Linked DNA regions of Mus musculus: region 1 is linked to region 2. Evidence: chromatin loops called from intact Hi-C (ENCODE). Cell type or tissue: left cerebral cortex. All regions are shown on one strand.

The links. Hi-C counts contacts between places; a loop is a spot of excess contacts. Peaks named below come from ENCODE experiments on the same cell type or tissue, not always from the same donor. Only the 100,000 strongest peaks of a DNase experiment are listed, where the experiment ranks them.
Region 1: a loop joins it to region 2, with 2.7 times the contacts of the local background. A loop is called at or near these places in 3 of 42 quality-filtered maps.

The regions. Positions count from the first base shown.
Region 1 is chr12:75,684,103-75,692,102 of GRCm38, reverse strand. It overlaps Gm34717 (a long non-coding RNA gene), which reads right to left. Exons shown (of 3, transcript XR_381697.2): 2 at 5,134-5,362; 3 at 3,839-3,856. Among named protein-coding and RNA genes, the nearest start is that of Gm40890, 14 kb to the left of the region's middle. In left cerebral cortex, no CTCF peak of the experiment used is centred here; no DNase peak of the experiment used is centred here.
Region 2 is chr12:75,755,639-75,763,638 of GRCm38, reverse strand. The region is part of intron 3 of Gm40447; the gene reads left to right. Among named protein-coding and RNA genes, the nearest start is that of Sgpp1, 24 kb to the right of the region's middle. In left cerebral cortex, no CTCF peak of the experiment used is centred here; a DNase peak (open chromatin) is centred at 4,891.

The DNA of each region.
Region 1 (8,000 bases), 72 kb after region 2:
GCTTGCTTTGCCTTGCTCAGCTTGCTTTCTTTTTGTTTGTTTTTTGTTTTTTTGAGACAGGGTTTCTCTGTGTAGCCCTGGCTGTCCTGGAACTCACTCTGTAAACCAGGCTGGCCTCCAACTCAGAAATCCACCTGCCTCTGCCTCCCAAGTGCTGGGTTTAAAGGCGTGCACCACCATGCCCGGCTTTGCTTTCTTATAGGACCCAAGACTACCAGTCCAGGGATGGCACCACCCACAATGGGTCTTCCCACCTTGATCACTAATTGAGAAAATGCCTTACAGCTGGATCTCATGAAGGCATTTCCTCAGTTGAGATGCCTTTCTCCGTGATAATTCCAGCTTGTGTCAAGTTGACACACAAACTCAACCAGTGCACATACATACAGGTAAAGCACACAATAATTATATGCATATATAATGTATATCCTCATATCCACATCCCGTATACATATGTATGTTATATATTTAATATAAAAAAATTAAAGCTGGTATGTACACACACACACACACACACTACACACACCCCATGTGCAAACATGCAATCTCCTAAGGCTTCTCACAAAACAAACAAACAAACAAACAAACAAACAATCAAACAAATCTGTTACTCCATCACTCTCCACAATCCTCACTTTCTGTGTTACTTTATTTTTGACAAAAGGTTTATATATATATATATATATATATACATGCCAGCCTGGTCTCCAATATACAGCTAAGGATGAACTTGAACTCTTGACCCTGTTGTCTTTACTCCTAGACTCCTGGAATTATAGGTATGCCCTACCACACACCCAATTCTTTCCTTCTCAGCATTATCCCAGCATTCATTTTCAGCCACCGTGGCTTAGGGTGTCTACAACAAGTACTGTATTCTGCTGTTCTTTAGTGTGCTATAAGTGCATTGGCTACTTGTCTTGTTGAAGTGCAAAATATCTGACAAAAGCAACTCAGGGGTTTATTTGGCTAGTTAGCCTAGGTTACATAGTAACTGTATCTCAAAGAATACCTTCCACCGTGGGGCAGGGGCAGGGGTGTTGGTGGCAGGCATAGGAGGCAACAGCCTGTCACATTGCATCCAGTTAGGGAGGAGAGACCCATGACTGCTCATGCTCAGGTTTCGGTTTGTTTGTTTGTTTCATTTTGTTTTTACAGGGTATCACTTTGTAGCCCTGGCTGGCCTGGAACTCCCAGAGATCAGCCCTGTCTCTGCCTCCTTTCCCCCTTTTTATTCAGTCTCAGACCCCCAATCCATGTTGGGTGTGTCCTACTTCAGTTAACTCAATCCAGACAAGTCTTCACAGACAACTCCAGAGATTAGTTTCCTCAGTGATTCTAAATCTCACAGCACATGCATTAAATGGAAATCTGCTTTAGATTTTGAGTTGAGAGTCACTGTTCTCAAATCACAGGATCCTTCAGATATTTCCCAGATTCAAGTGTAGACGACAGTGAACACTACCACAAAGTTAGCCGGAAAACCCCTTTGAATGTAACATGATTCTCAGATGAGAACAGGGACTTTAACACTGTCTTCTGGGACCTAGAATGTTTGTAGCATGGAATAGCTGGCAAACACTATTTGAATTGATTCTGTTTAAGGAGAAAGAGGACTGGGGGGGGGGGGGGGGAGAAGCTCAGTCAGTTAGGCACTTGCCTTGCAAGCATGAGAACCTGAGTTTGATTTTTAGAATCTACTTAAAAACTTGGCATAGTGGTGGTTTTTGTGATCCAAGCACTCGGAGGCAGGAGGATGACCCCTGTGGCTTGCTGATGCCTAAGTGGGGAGCCAGTGAGATATCCTGTCTTAAAGGCAGTAGATAGTTTCTCTGAGGACATTCGAACATGTCCTCTCATCACTACATGCACACACATGCATTAAAAATGTTTCTATTTTATTGTTTTATGTGAATGAGTGTTTTGCCTACATATATTGTCTTAGGGTTTTACTGCTGTGAACAGACACCATGACCAAGGCAACTCTTTTTTTTTTTTTTAAGATTTATTTATTTATTATATTTAAGTACACTGTAGCTGTCTTCAGACACTCCATAAGAGGGCGTCAGATCTCATTACAGGTGGTTGTAAGCCACCATGTGGTTGCTGGGAATTGAACTCAGGACATTCAGAAGAGCAGTCAGTGCTCTTAACCGCTGAGCCATCTCTCCAGCCCGGCAACTCTTATAAGGACAACATTTAACTGGGGCTGGCTTACAGGTTCAGAGGTTCAGTCCATTATTATCAAGGCAGGAGCAAGGCAGCATCCAGGCAGGCATGATGCAAGAGGAACTGAGAGTTCTACATCTTCACTGGCTTCCAGGCAGCTAGGTTGAAAGTATTAAATCCCATGCTCACAATGACACACCTACTCCAACAAGGCCACACCTCTTAATAGTGCCACTCTCTAGGCCAAGCCTATACAAACCATTGCATGTATATGTGTGCACTTTGTGAGTGCTTGGTGCCCAAAGAAGTCAGAAGAGGGCCTCTGATTCCCTTGGCTTGGAATTACCAAGTTGTGAGCTTCTACATGGATGTTGGGAATGGAACCTGGGTCATCCAGGTCATCCACAAAAGCAGCAAGCACTTTTAACTAACTGATGAGCCAACTCTCCACACTAAGACCTTTTGTGTGTGTGTGAGACGGGGGTCTTTCTACATAGTCCTGTCTGTCCTGGAAGTGACTACGTAGACTAGGGTGGCCTTCAGCTCACAGAGATCCCTCTGTCTCTGCCTTCTGAGTGTTGGGATTAAAGGCATGTCTCCCTGTGCCCTGCCTGAAACATATTTCAAAGGGAACACATTTGTGATGGTTTAAATCATTATGGGCCCCATAGAATCATGTGTTTGGATGTTTGGCCGGCTGGGAGTGGCACTATTAGGGTTTGTGGCTTTGTTAGAGGAAGTGCATCCCAGGGGAAGTGAGATCTCCTATGCTCAAGCTACCTCTAAAGTAGCAGACACACACTCTCTGCTCCCAAGGGATCAAGATTTAGAGCTCTTAGCGCTTTCTCCAATGCCATGGCTTCCTGGGTTAGAGCATCCCATCAAGATGCTTCCTTTCCATCATGATGGTGATGATGGACTGACCCTCTGAACCTGTAAGCCAATCACAATTAAATGTTGCCCTTTATTAGAGTTGCCTTGGTCATGGTGTCTCTTCACAGCAATGGAAACCTTAACTAAGACAACATTTTCTGCAAATTCCTGGATACAAAAGATGCAGTACTGTAGAACCAAGATTGTGGTTTCATGCCAGCCTGGGCTACACAGTGAGTTTAAGACCAACTTGTGCCCTCGCTAAAAGAAAAAGTAGCAGTTCATATTCTTTTTTTTTTTTTGCAGTTTGGTTTCGATTCCTCATTTTTAAAAAATTGGATATTTTATTTATTTACATTTCAAATGTTATCCCCTTTCCCGTTTTCCCCTCTGTAATCCTCCTATACTATCCCCCCTTACCCTGCTTCTATGAGGGTGCTCCCCTACCCACCCACTCCCCCCTCACTGCCCTAGCATTCATCTACACTAGGGCATCAAGCCCTCACAGGACCAACGGCCTCCCCTCCTATTGATGTCAGATAAATCCCCTCAGCTCCTTCAGTCCCTCCTAACTCCTCCATTGGGGTCTCTGTGCTCAGTCTGATGGTTGGCTGCGAGCATCTGCATCTGTATTGGTTAGGGTCTGGCAGAGCCTCTCAGGAGACAGCTGTATCAAGCTCTGGACAGCAAGCACTTCTTGGCATCCACAATAGTGTCTGGGTTTGGTGTCTGCATGTGGGATGGATCCCCAGGTGGGGCAGTCTCTGCATGGCCTTTCCTTCAGTCTCTGCTCCACTCTTTGTCCCTGTATTTTCTTTAGAAAGGAAAAATTCTGGGTTACATTTTTGGAGATGGGTAGGTGGTCCCATCCCTCAACTGGGGGGGGGGGGCATGCCTAACTTCTGGATATGGTCTCCACAGGTTCTCCCTCCCCTTTTTGGGGTATTTCTGCTAATGTCATCCCTGTGGGGTCTTAAGAGGCTCTTGCTTTCCTGGCATCTGGGACTTTCTAGTTGCTACTCCCAGTTCTTCATCCCCCATTGCTACATACCTCTGTTCAAATTCCTGACCCTCTGTACATCTCCATCTCCTCCCATACCTGATTCTGCCCCTCATTGCCCCCCTCCTCTCTTCCTCCAAAGTCCCTCCTCACCCTCTACTTCCCTTGAATATTTTGTTCCCCCTTCTAAGTAGGATTGAAACATCCTCATTTTTTTAAACCTCCAGTTTCCTAATTCTGGGCAGAGGACTTCTTGTACATAAGAAATGAAGGTCAGAGGCTGGGTGTGAATGCACGGGTAGAGCCTAGTATGCTATAGGTTCTACTCCTGGCAACACGGAACAAACAAAAGGTGAAGGCCAGTCTTGGTGACACAAGCTCAGAATCCCAGCAGTCAGGAGGTAGAAGCATGATTTTGAGTTCAAAGCCAGCCAGGGCAATCTAGGGAGGGACTACAAAACAGAAACCCATCCTAACCATTTCCTCTTACTGGGTGATTTATCTCCAGGACGATCTTCAGCAAATGCAAGACTCAGCAAAGCTTTGTAATCCTTCCCGTTCCTTATCTCAGCTGTCAAGTATGAGAACCTGGGATTTACTTATCTCTGTTCAGAGCATTTTCCCATGGGTTGGGAGCAAAAAGTATTACATAGCCCATTTATACCCGGTGTGTGTTTATAGTTTGCTTTCTTTTCCTACTGGAATTGGGGTTGAATCCAGGGTCTCAGCACATTGGGCATGCGCTCTGCCACTGAGCTACACCCAACATCATGATTTGCCTTTTGAAAGGAGCAGTTCTCTTTTCTCTGCAGCGTTTCTTCTAAACAAGTCTAATAAGTTTTCAAGCGTGGAAGATTATTTCTTGAAAGGAAATCATTACATGCTGTGAGTTTACATGAGAGATGATTATCCAAGGTAATAGATTTTGTAGCACAAATCAATAATTAGCATTTATTAATTTTTAATACTTAAATGTAAGGGTTGGGAATGCTAATTCATTAGAGAAATGTTCAGGACTGAGATAGGCATCTATTTAATGGTCCCTTTATTGACTTTCAAACCTAGGAATAGCTTTCACTTCAGGCAATCACCTGCAATCAACTGTGATCCTCTGATTACAAATTTATTCAAGTTGTCTGCTCTCACCATGACGGCATCTTATCTCCTCCCACATCAGAAGACACACTTTTCAGTATGCTTTTTGTAAGGAAAGCAAACACCGCTTGGCTGCACTGTTGATATTATTATTATTGTTCCTATATTAAGGTCTTGGCAATCAGGACGAGGTCCAGGTTTAGGAAGCTCAGCACATCTTAGGATCTGGCAAACAAATACATTTAATATAATGCTTAGAAAATTGCAACCAATAATTACTTTAAGTAAGTACTTCTCCAGAATATGAAGTAAGAGTGAAATACTGTGTGACAGCAAAAAGAAAGCAAGGATCAGCCAACAGTCCTGGGAGTCTCATCCTATAATCCCAGAATTTAGTAGTAGAGGTCAGAGAGTCAGAAACTCAAGGGCAGCCTAGGCTAGCTACATTAGGATCCTTTCTCAAAACAAACAAACCCCAAACAGGCTACCCCTCCTTCCCCCAAAAGCCCTCCTGCTAAACAAACAAAATCATTTAAAATGACAAGATAAATAAATAAAGAGACTGGAGAGGTGGCTCAGCGGTTTAAGGGCACTCTCTGCTCTTCCAGAGGTCCTGAGTTAAATTCCCAGCGCTCCTATGGTGGCTCACAACTGTCTATGATGGGATCAGATGCCCTCTTCTGGTGTGCAGACTTTACAAACAGAGAAAGTATCTGTATCCATGAAATGCATAAATAAATCTTTAAGGCAGGTGTGCTGGAATATGCCTTCAATCCTAGCACTAGGAAGCAGAAGCAGGTGGATCTCTGAGTATAAGGCCAGCCCACTCTACAGAGCAAGTTCCACAGCCAGGGCTGTACAGAGAAATTCTGACTTGAAAAAAATAAAATTGATAGGTAGGTAGGTAGGTACATAGATAGGTAGGTAGGTAAATAAGTAGCTAGATAGCTAGATAGATAGGATATCATTGATATTTGACTCTTGGGCAAAGGTATCAGAAATACTGAAAATATATGGCTGTTAAGAGTATTTGCTGGGCTGGAGAGATGGCTCAACAGTTAAGAGCACTGACTGCTCTGCTAGAGGTCCTGAGTTCAATTTCTCGCAACCACATGGTGGTTCACAGCCATTTGTCATGGGATCTGATGCCCCCCCCCCTTTCTGGTGTGTGTCTGAAGACAGCTACAGTGTACTCATATAAATAAAAAAAATTAAAAAAATTTTAAAAAAGAGTATCTAAAAATAAATAACTAAAAAGCCAGGCAGTGGTGGCACATGCCTTTAATCCCAGCACTCGGGAGGAAGAGACAGGTGGATTTCTGAGTTTGAGGCTAGCCTGGTCTACAGACTGAGTTCCAGGACAGCCAGGGCTATATGGAGAAACCCTGTCTCAAACAAACAAAAAAGAGTATCTGCTGTTCTTACAGTAGACTCAGGTTCAGTTTTTCAGTGCCCACATGGCAGCTTACAACCATGTATATCCAGCTCTGGTCTTCGGGTCTCATGTGATGCACATACATATATACAGGCACTCACACACATACATAAAATAAAAACTAATGAAAAAGACAGGCCTTGTAGTGCACATCTTTAATCCCAGAAGAGGCAGGTGGATTTCTGTTAGCTCAAGGATAGTATGGTCTACAAAGTGAGTTCTAGGCTAGCCAGGACTGTTACACAGAGGAACCCTGTCTTGAAAAACAAACTAATTTAAAAAAAAAGAAACTTGAGCCAATTGTGGTATACACCTTTAATCTCAGCACTCAGGAGGCAGAGCCAGGCATATCCATCAGGGTTATATAGAGAGACTGTAGTGGTTTGAATATGTTTGGTCCAGAGAATGGCACTATTTGGAGATATAGCCTTGGAGAAGGTGTGTCACTGGTGGGTGTGGGCTTTAAGACCCTCCTCCTTGCTGCCTGGACGCCAATCTGTTCCTGATTGCCTTTGGATGAAGATGTAGAACTCTCAGCTCCTCCTACTGCACCATGCCTGCCTGGATGCGGCCTTACTCCTGCCTTGACGATACTGGACTGAATCTCTAAACCTGTAAACAGCCCCAATTAAATGTTGTCCTTATAAGAGTTGCCCACTAAGACAGACCCCATCTTTCTTCTTTTTTTTTTTAAACAATTTTCTAATTAGACATTTTCTTCATTTACATTTTTTTGTTTTGTTTTGTTTTCGAGACAGGGTTTCTCTGTATAGCCCTGGCTGTCCTGGAACTCACTTTGTAGACCAGGCTGGCCTCGAACTCAGAAATCCACCTGCCTCTGCCTCCCGAGTGCTGGGATTAAAGGTGTGCGCCACCGCACCTGGCTCATTTACATTTCAAATACTATCGAAAGTCCACTATACACTCCCCCTGCCCTGCTTCTAAACCACCCACTCCCGAATCCTGGCTCTGGTATTCCCCTGTACTGGGGCATATAATCTTTGCAAGACCAAGGGCCTCTCCTCTCAGTGATGGACCACTAGGCCATATTCTACTACATATGCAGCTAGAGACATAAGCCCTGGGGGTACTGGTTAGTACATATTGTTGTTTCTCCTATAGACCCCTTCAGGTCCTTGAGTACTTTCTCTAGCTCCTCCATTGGGGGCCCTGTGTTCCATTCACTAGATGACTGTGAGCATCCACTTCTGTATTTGCCAGGGACTGGCACAGCCTCACAAGAGACAGCTATATCAGGGTCCTGTCAGCAAATTCTTGCTGGCATATGCAATAGTGTCTGCGTTTGGTGGCTGATTATGGGATGGATCCCCGGGTGGGGCAGTCTCTGGATGGTCCTTCCTTCCGTCTCAGCTCCAAACTTTGTCTCTGTAACTCTTTCCATGGGTATTTTGTTCCCCATTCTAAGGA
Region 2 (8,000 bases):
CATATGCCAAAGCCATTTCCAGACAGCTCTCTGTTTCCTATTCCATTGTCATGCTCCCCACCACGATGGTTATAGACTAACTTTTAAATCTCTCAGCCCCAATATCTTCTTGGTTCTATAAGTTGCCTTAGTCATGGTGTCTCTTCACAGCAACAGAAAGGTAGCTTAGACACAGATATACAGACACACATACACACACACTAAATGAGAGACTAGAGCCAGATGTAGTGTTATGTTTGTGACCCTAGAACTTGGAACGCTGAGCTCAAAACCAACCCGAGATAAGGAGTTTCAGTCTAACCTAAGCTACAGAAGACACTGACTCAGAAACAAACAATACACAAACAAACTAGCAAACAACAGAGAAAGGGGTAGGGGAGGAACCTGGAGAGATGTTTCAGTGGCTAAGAGCATGCAGAGGACTCAGGTTCACTTTCCAGCAACCACATGGAAGTTCACAACTCCAGTATCAGGGCATTGGACACCCTCTTCTGGCCTTCCTTGGGCACTGTCATATACGTGGTGTGCATACTACATGTAGACCAACATGCATACACAATTCTTTAAGAACAGAAGGAAGGAGGATGGTGGTGGTGCACGCCTTTAATCCCAGCACTTGGGAGGCAGAGGCAGGTGGATTTCTGAGTTCGAGGCCAGCCTGGTCTGCAAAGTGAGTTCCAGGACAGCCAGGACTATATAGAGAAACCCTGTCTCGAAAAACTAACTAACTAACTAACTAACTAAATAAATAAATAAATAAAAAAGAACAGAAGGAAGGAAGTCTGCAGAAGTGGCTCCATTAGCAGAGTGCTAGCACAAAGCCTAAGGTGCCTTCTGTTTTCAGCACATACACAACTAAATACGGTAACCCACACCTTTAGTACCAGCACTAGAAAAACGGAGGCAAGGAGGTAAGGCTATGAGCTATGTATCATGTTTGAGGCCAGCCTGAGCTACATGGGACCCTGCCTCAGAAAATGTCAAAGATATCAAAATGTCTTTTCAAAGATGACAGTATTTTATACATGGAGAAAAACTGACTTTTTGATGGAAAATTCTGGTGGCCCCCACAGTCAGCCAATGATTATCTTGAACATTAGTCACACCAGGACAATCAGACAAGGTGTTCCTTCTGTTGTAATACTCTAGGAATGATGCAGGGTTGCTTAAACACATAAACCAAGTCTAATTATACGGAACATCAGCCAAACCCAAATTGAATGTCGTTCTATAAAATCCCTGACCATGTTTTCATCTGAGGAACTTTATCAGGTAACAGGTGACGGCTACACTATCACGGCCACACATGACACCCAGTTTTGAGTTGGCTCTGGATACGGACAAAGAGAGAGCTGGGAAGAACAGCTTATGAAACTTGAATAGACTTTGAATTAGACATTAAAGGATTAAAATAAAAAAAAATAATTTAGGTCACTGTATGGACTGTGTAAGAGAATGCCCTGTTTTTGGCAATATACACGAAAGTATGTGACATCAAAAGGAATAGTTGTCTTCTAAGCCTCCTAAGAACTCCGTTTAAAAGGTTCAGGAAAAAAAATGTATGTGCACACCCACAAAGAACAAATGGGTGGTTCTACCAGGGAGAGAATTGTACTTGACTTGAGTAATTTATGAGTCTGATGGATATGTGGAAATTCCTCAGACTAATTAGCAGGGGATTGTAAATTTTAATAGGTCAAAATAAATCCTTAAAATGCTGATCATGATATATATGTTCATGTGCCAGGGCCTGTGTGCATATATCTGCATTCATGTATATGTGTGTGATACATGTGTGTACTCACTAACTGTGTGGAAGTTTATTTTATTGGTGAGTGCAAAAAAAGGCAACAAGCTTTAATACTAAGTTTGGAATGTTGTGGTGATATGGTGGCATCTACACTCTCAATACTGGGGAGCCTGAGGAAGGAGGATGGTCAAGAAGTTGAGGCTGGCCTAATCTACATAATGAATTCTGGGCTAACCAGAGCCACAGCAAGAATTTTTATTTTAAAACAATGTTACAAGATATTTGATTATTGTACGTAGAAAACCTAATTGTTAGCAAACTATACAAGCTTAAATAGATATTTGTCAGCTGCAGATAGGGGTGTGGCTCTAAAAGCCTCCATAGATAAGAATGCTGAAGACTGGAAAGTGCCTGCATGTTTTCAGGTAAGTTGCTTGGGAGAGGTCTTGTGGTCTTTGCTCTAATGACCCAAGGGCCATCAGCTGGATGGCCTTGAGCTGCCCCACAGTGAAATGGTTCAACTCCTACTGATATGGCTTGGATCCCTCCCCTCCCCCCATGATGGTGACATGGTTCAGCCTGCCGAAGCATAGCAGTCAGGCCTTTGATAGAGCTCTCTCTCTCTCTCTCTCTCTCTCTCTCTCTCTCTCTCTCTCTCTCTCTCTCTCTCTCTCTCTCTCTCTCTCTGCTTGGAAGAGCCTTTATGGAAGGAGCTCTGGGTAAGAGATAGGGATTTCCTCTTTGGGCTTGCCGGAACAGCAGAGAAGCAGCTGGCAGGACACAGGTAAAACAGGATTCTAGGAAAGAGAGCTAAGGAGCCCTCTTGGGTTTGGAGAGCTCAAGAGAAAGATAGGCTAGCTCAGTAGTATGACACAGAAAGAGATTTCTCAAGAGCTGGCAGTTTAGCTGTAGGGTCAGGCTTGTAAATAAATTCTTCGTATGTAGTTAAGAAAATAAAGATAACCTCGCTCAGCTAGCAGGTTTTTACCTCAGTTTATGCCCCAGCCCTACCTCTTTAGAGGTAAAATATAAGTTAAATAGATAAATATTACAAAACAACTACACAAAGATAAACAAAAAGTCCCTTCTATCTTATTTAGGGTTTCTGTTGCTGTGGGAGACACCATGACCTCAGCAATTCTTATAAGGAAAAGTGTTTCGTTAGGCCTGGCTTACACTTCAGAGGTTCAGTCCATTATTGGTCATAGCAGGAAGCCTAGCAGCCTGCAGGCAGACATGGTTCTGGAGAGGCCGCTGAGAGGTCTACATCCGGATCTACAGACAGTAGGAAGCAACTGAGACACATAGACCCTGGTTTGAGGGTCTGAAACCTCAAGACCCACCCCAGTGACATACTTCCCCCAGCAATGCCACACCCACTCCAACAAGGCCACACCTCCTAACAGTGCCAGTCCCTAGGAACCCATGAGGGCTATTTTTTAGTCAAACCACCACAGTTCTCAAAAAATAAAAAAAAAAAAAGTAGAAAAAAGTTTGAAATAGGATTTGTTTGTTTGTTTGTTTGTTTGAGACGGGATTTCACTTTATAGCTTAGTCTGCCCTTGAACTCCTTTAAACCAAGTGCCGGGATTGCAGGCAAGCATCAAGGCACAGGGCTGAGATACTGAGATATTGATGTATACCCAGGGTGCCTCCACCTCTTGGCAATTCTCCTGCCTCAGTCTTTCAAGTGCTGAGATTTCAGGCTTGCAACACCCTGCCCTGTTTGGTTATCTATGTATTCTGAAGTTAATAGTGTCATTGTTTTTCAATTGCCTTATTTTTCATTTAATTCCAAACCCTTTGACAACTGCTTAAATCTACCATCAGAAGCTTTGTGCCTACGTACAGCCTGGGCTGCAGTCCTGTCCTCCGGGAGGTGACAGCAACACCTGATCATAAATTCAAGACCAGCTCTACAGGAGAGCTTATCCAAGGAAAACAATAATCAAATAAACGAGAGATTGAGGGCTGGACAGCAGCTCCATGGTATTTGCCTAGCACATGCCACAGAGGGAGAGAAAGAGAGAACAGAAGCAAGGGGGAAGGGGAGAGGAAGGAAGAAGGGAAAGTTTCAATTTTGGAGTCATGAGAAAGGGAACTGCAAGAAGAAACTGCCTGTCTCATAAACAGAGGCTCCGCCAGAGAGCCCCGAGCTCCAGGGGATGCCAGTTGACACTTTGCAGAGGCGGCTGGCTTTGTGCAAGAAGAATTGCCACAATTTTCCAAGCTCCGTAGAGAACATAATAACTTTATTGTACCTCTTGTTTATCTCCTAATGGGAACTTCATTCTCACTGGGCCCACTTCAAACCCTGGTGTCTAGACAGAGAAGAAAATTCCATCTAGAGAGATAGAACGGAGAGAGGGGGAGAGCTTTCATAGCTACCCCAGACCTGGAGATCATAGTCACTGGAAAGAAAGAAAGGATATATTTCCTTAGTCACTCAGCTGTGTTTATCTTCTCTCTCTCTCTCTCTCTCTCTCTCTCTCTCTATATATATATATATATATATATATATATATATATATACATATATATATATATATATCTTTCTCTATCTCTCTCTCTTTCTCCCTCTCTCTCCCACCACTTTTACGTGGGCTCTGGAGATGAGACTCAGGTCACCATCTCAACAGTCTTCCCCTGACCTCTGTTGAGACAGTCTTACTTTCACAGACAGGACAGAGAGTGAACTTCCTCAGGTCTCCACTTCTCTTGCACCAGGATCCACCACACCCAGTCTTATCACGTGCTAGGAATCAAACCCAGAGCCTTGTGTACGCTAGGCAAGCACTCTACCAACAGGGCTACAATCCCAGCCCTTCTTTGTCGCTAACTACTGTGGGAATTCTGTGGGTTCTGATTCGTGAAGGGCCCCACAGGCTCCTTTCCAGCCTAGCTCTGTTAGGGCCCTTCGGGTTTCACTGGATCTGCCTTAGTGTTTTGGGTTGGGGCTCTGGATTGTCTCAACTTGACAACGTACAAACTGGCACCTGCTGCCCCTCTCGGAAGCAGCTTCAAGAGCTAGCTCCTTTTCCATCTTTGGCCAAACTGATCTCCTGGTTTCAAAAGCCTCTCCATAAACACATCTGTGGGCCTTTTTCCCTCAGGGCTTCCCAGGCAGAGCTGCTTTCCCGCTGAGACTAGCTGTACAGAAAAAGTCCCCTCAGACTCTTTATTCACTTAGGATCCTTGCGAGCCATTGGACTTGACTTCACAGGCATTTCACAGGCTCCGTGCTTCTCTTCAGTTATTGGCATCTGGGAGTTTTCTGGTGGAATCTCTAAAGAGCCAAGAAAACTATCTTTAGCTGGTAGATAAGTAGGCTTAAATTTTTAGAAACAAAAATAAATTCAATTTTACTGCCATGTTATAGTATTTAAGATCTTTTACATTTATTTTTTTTTTTTATTCCAGGGGGGAGGGGACACGTGTCATGGCACACGTGTGGAGGTCAAAGAATATTCTTGCAGGGATAGGCTCTCTCCTTCTGTCACATGGGTCCCAGGGATCAAACTCAGGTTGCCAGGCTTGGCAGAAAGCATTTTTACCTGTTAATCCTGTGAGTCTCAACGCTCCTAATGCTACAACCCTTTAATAAAGTTCCTCATAGTTGTGGTGACCCCTGACCATAAAGTTATTTGCATTGCTACTTCATAATTTTGAATATCTGGTATTTCTTTTCTTTTTTTTAAGATTAATTTATTTATTATATGTAAGTACACTGTAGCTGTCTTCAGACACTCTAGAAGAGGGCGTCAGATCTTGTTATGGATGGTTGTGAGCCACCATAATGGTTGCTGGGATTTGAACTCAGGACCTTCGAAAGAGCAGTCGGTGCTCTTAACCACTGAGCCATCTCACCAGCCCATATCTGGTATTTCTGATAGTCTTAGGGGACCCCTGTGACAGGGTTGTTTGACCCCTGAAGGGGTGGAGACCCAGAGGTTGAGAACCACCTGGGCAGTGGTAGCACATGCCTTTAATCCCAACACCTGGGAGGCAGAGGCAGGTGGATCTCAGCCTGATCTACAAAGTGACTGCCAGGGCTACACAGCTACACAGCGGAATTCCTGTTTTGAAAAAAAAAAAAAAGGAAAAAGAAAGAAAGATTTAACTTCAGAGCTGGGGAGACGATTCAGTGTGGGCAAAGTGCTTGATATGCAAGCATGAGGAACTGAGTTCGGATCCCCAGAGCCCATGTAAGAGCCAGGCTCCTAGTTAAGCAGCTGTAACTCTAGCACACAGAGAGGGGGCAGTTAGGTCCTTGTTGCCTGAGCTGATGGCCATGGAAGCAGGGCATGACTAAGGCTGACCTGGGTAAGGCTGACCCAGATAGAGAAGGGCAAAAAAAAAAAATGCAGTAGTGTATAGGAAAGTTGACAACAGTTTGAGAGCTGGGTAGCTATTGGTGTAATCCTTCAGTAAAGGCTCTTTGTATGCAAATCAGTGAGGCCCAGGGTTTGGCAGTAAAGGATGCTGCAGTCTTGCAGAGAGCTACCTGGCAAGAATACCTTTACCTTGCATAACCACATCTCAGCACTGTGCTAAGGGTGCTAATTAATACTAATGTAATTGGAATTGTGTATACGGGTTATATATCAATATGCATGCAACCCATGAATGATACTACTGCCCTTAGCTAACCATAGTGGTTGCATGCCTTTAGTCCCAGCACTTGAGAGTCAGAGGCAGGTGGATCTCTGGGAGTTTGAAGTCAGCCTGGTCTACAAAGTGAGTTCCAGGACAGCCAAGGCTCCACAGGGAAATACTGTCTCAAAAATCAAACCAGAACAAAAAGTTTACTCCATTGAGTGAGAAACAAAGAACAAATTAACAAACCAACCCAGTAACTGTGCAAGAGCGGGATTATTATGAATGTAGATACAACCATTGTGGGCACCAGCATGGTTTTTGTTTGTTTGTTTGGTTGGTTGGTTGGTTTTTCGAGACAGGGTTTCTCTGTATAGCCCTGGCTGTCCTGGAACTCACTTTGTAGACCAGGCTGGCCTCGAACTCAGAAATCCGCCTGCCTCTGCCTCCCGAGTACTGGGATTAAAGGCGTGTGCCACCACGTCCGGCTACCAGCATGGTTTTTATTTGGTTGATTGGTTTTGGGTTTATAGTTTTGTTGTTGTTGTTGTTTTGGGGGTGGGGTGGGGGTGAAAAAGGACCTCTTGTCCTAGATCTTAGGGAAGGAAACTCAGTATTTCGCTAATAATGGGAGGTTATCTTCAAGCCCTTCATAACAGTTCCTCTTTTTCCAGCGTCTTAATGCAGCAGAAATTTAGACCACTAACTTATATATGTACTATATTTTGAGACAGAGCTCACTATGAAACCTGAGCTGACCAGGAACTTCCTATGTACATAAGGCTGGCCTTAAATGCACAGAGATCCATCTGCCTCTGCCTTCTGAGTGCTGAGATTAAAGGTGTATACTACCACACCTAACCTGGCTGGCTTCCTTCCTCCCTTCCTTCCTTCCTTTCTTTTCTCTCTTTCTTCCTGTCTGTCTGAGAGAGTGGGTTGATGGGGACAGACTTGGTGGCAAACACTTTTGATTACAGCACTTGGAAGCTTGGGAGGCAGAGGCAGGCAGATCTCTGTAAGCTCAGGACCAGCTCTGTCTGCATAGTAAGACTCTGTCTCAGAAAGAAAGAAAGAAAGAAAGAAAGAAAGAAAGAAAGAAAGAAAGAAAGAAAGAAAGAAAGAAAAGAGAAGAAAAGAAAAGAGAGAGAGAGAGAGAAAGAGAGAGAGAGAGAGAAAGAAAGGTTGGTTGATTAAATGAAGCTGTGTGACAAGTATAAATAAATGTAAGTAAGTGATACTAACCAGATCTGGACATGTTTCCACCACTACTGATTTCTTTTTCATGAATGAAAGAGAAAATATGATTTTGCTGTTTTAATTTGAGCTGCAGGTCTGCCAACCCCTGAGAGTATCAGAAATGGTAAGCTGTAAATTCTCTTAGCCGTGTGCCTTCCTGGGTATTAAAAGCCTTAAGTATGGGCTCTTGGATTTTCTACAATCTTTTAAAGGATTTAATTGTTTTATTTTACGTGTATGAGTGTTAGGCCAGGCAGTTAGCCTTTAATCCCAGAACTCAGGAGGCAGAGGCAGGTAGATGCCTTACTTCCAGGACAGCTAGGGCTACACAGACACCAAACACCACCACCACCACCACCACCCATATTTGTAAAATACATGTATGAGTGTTTTGCAGGCATGTATGTGCACTATACAT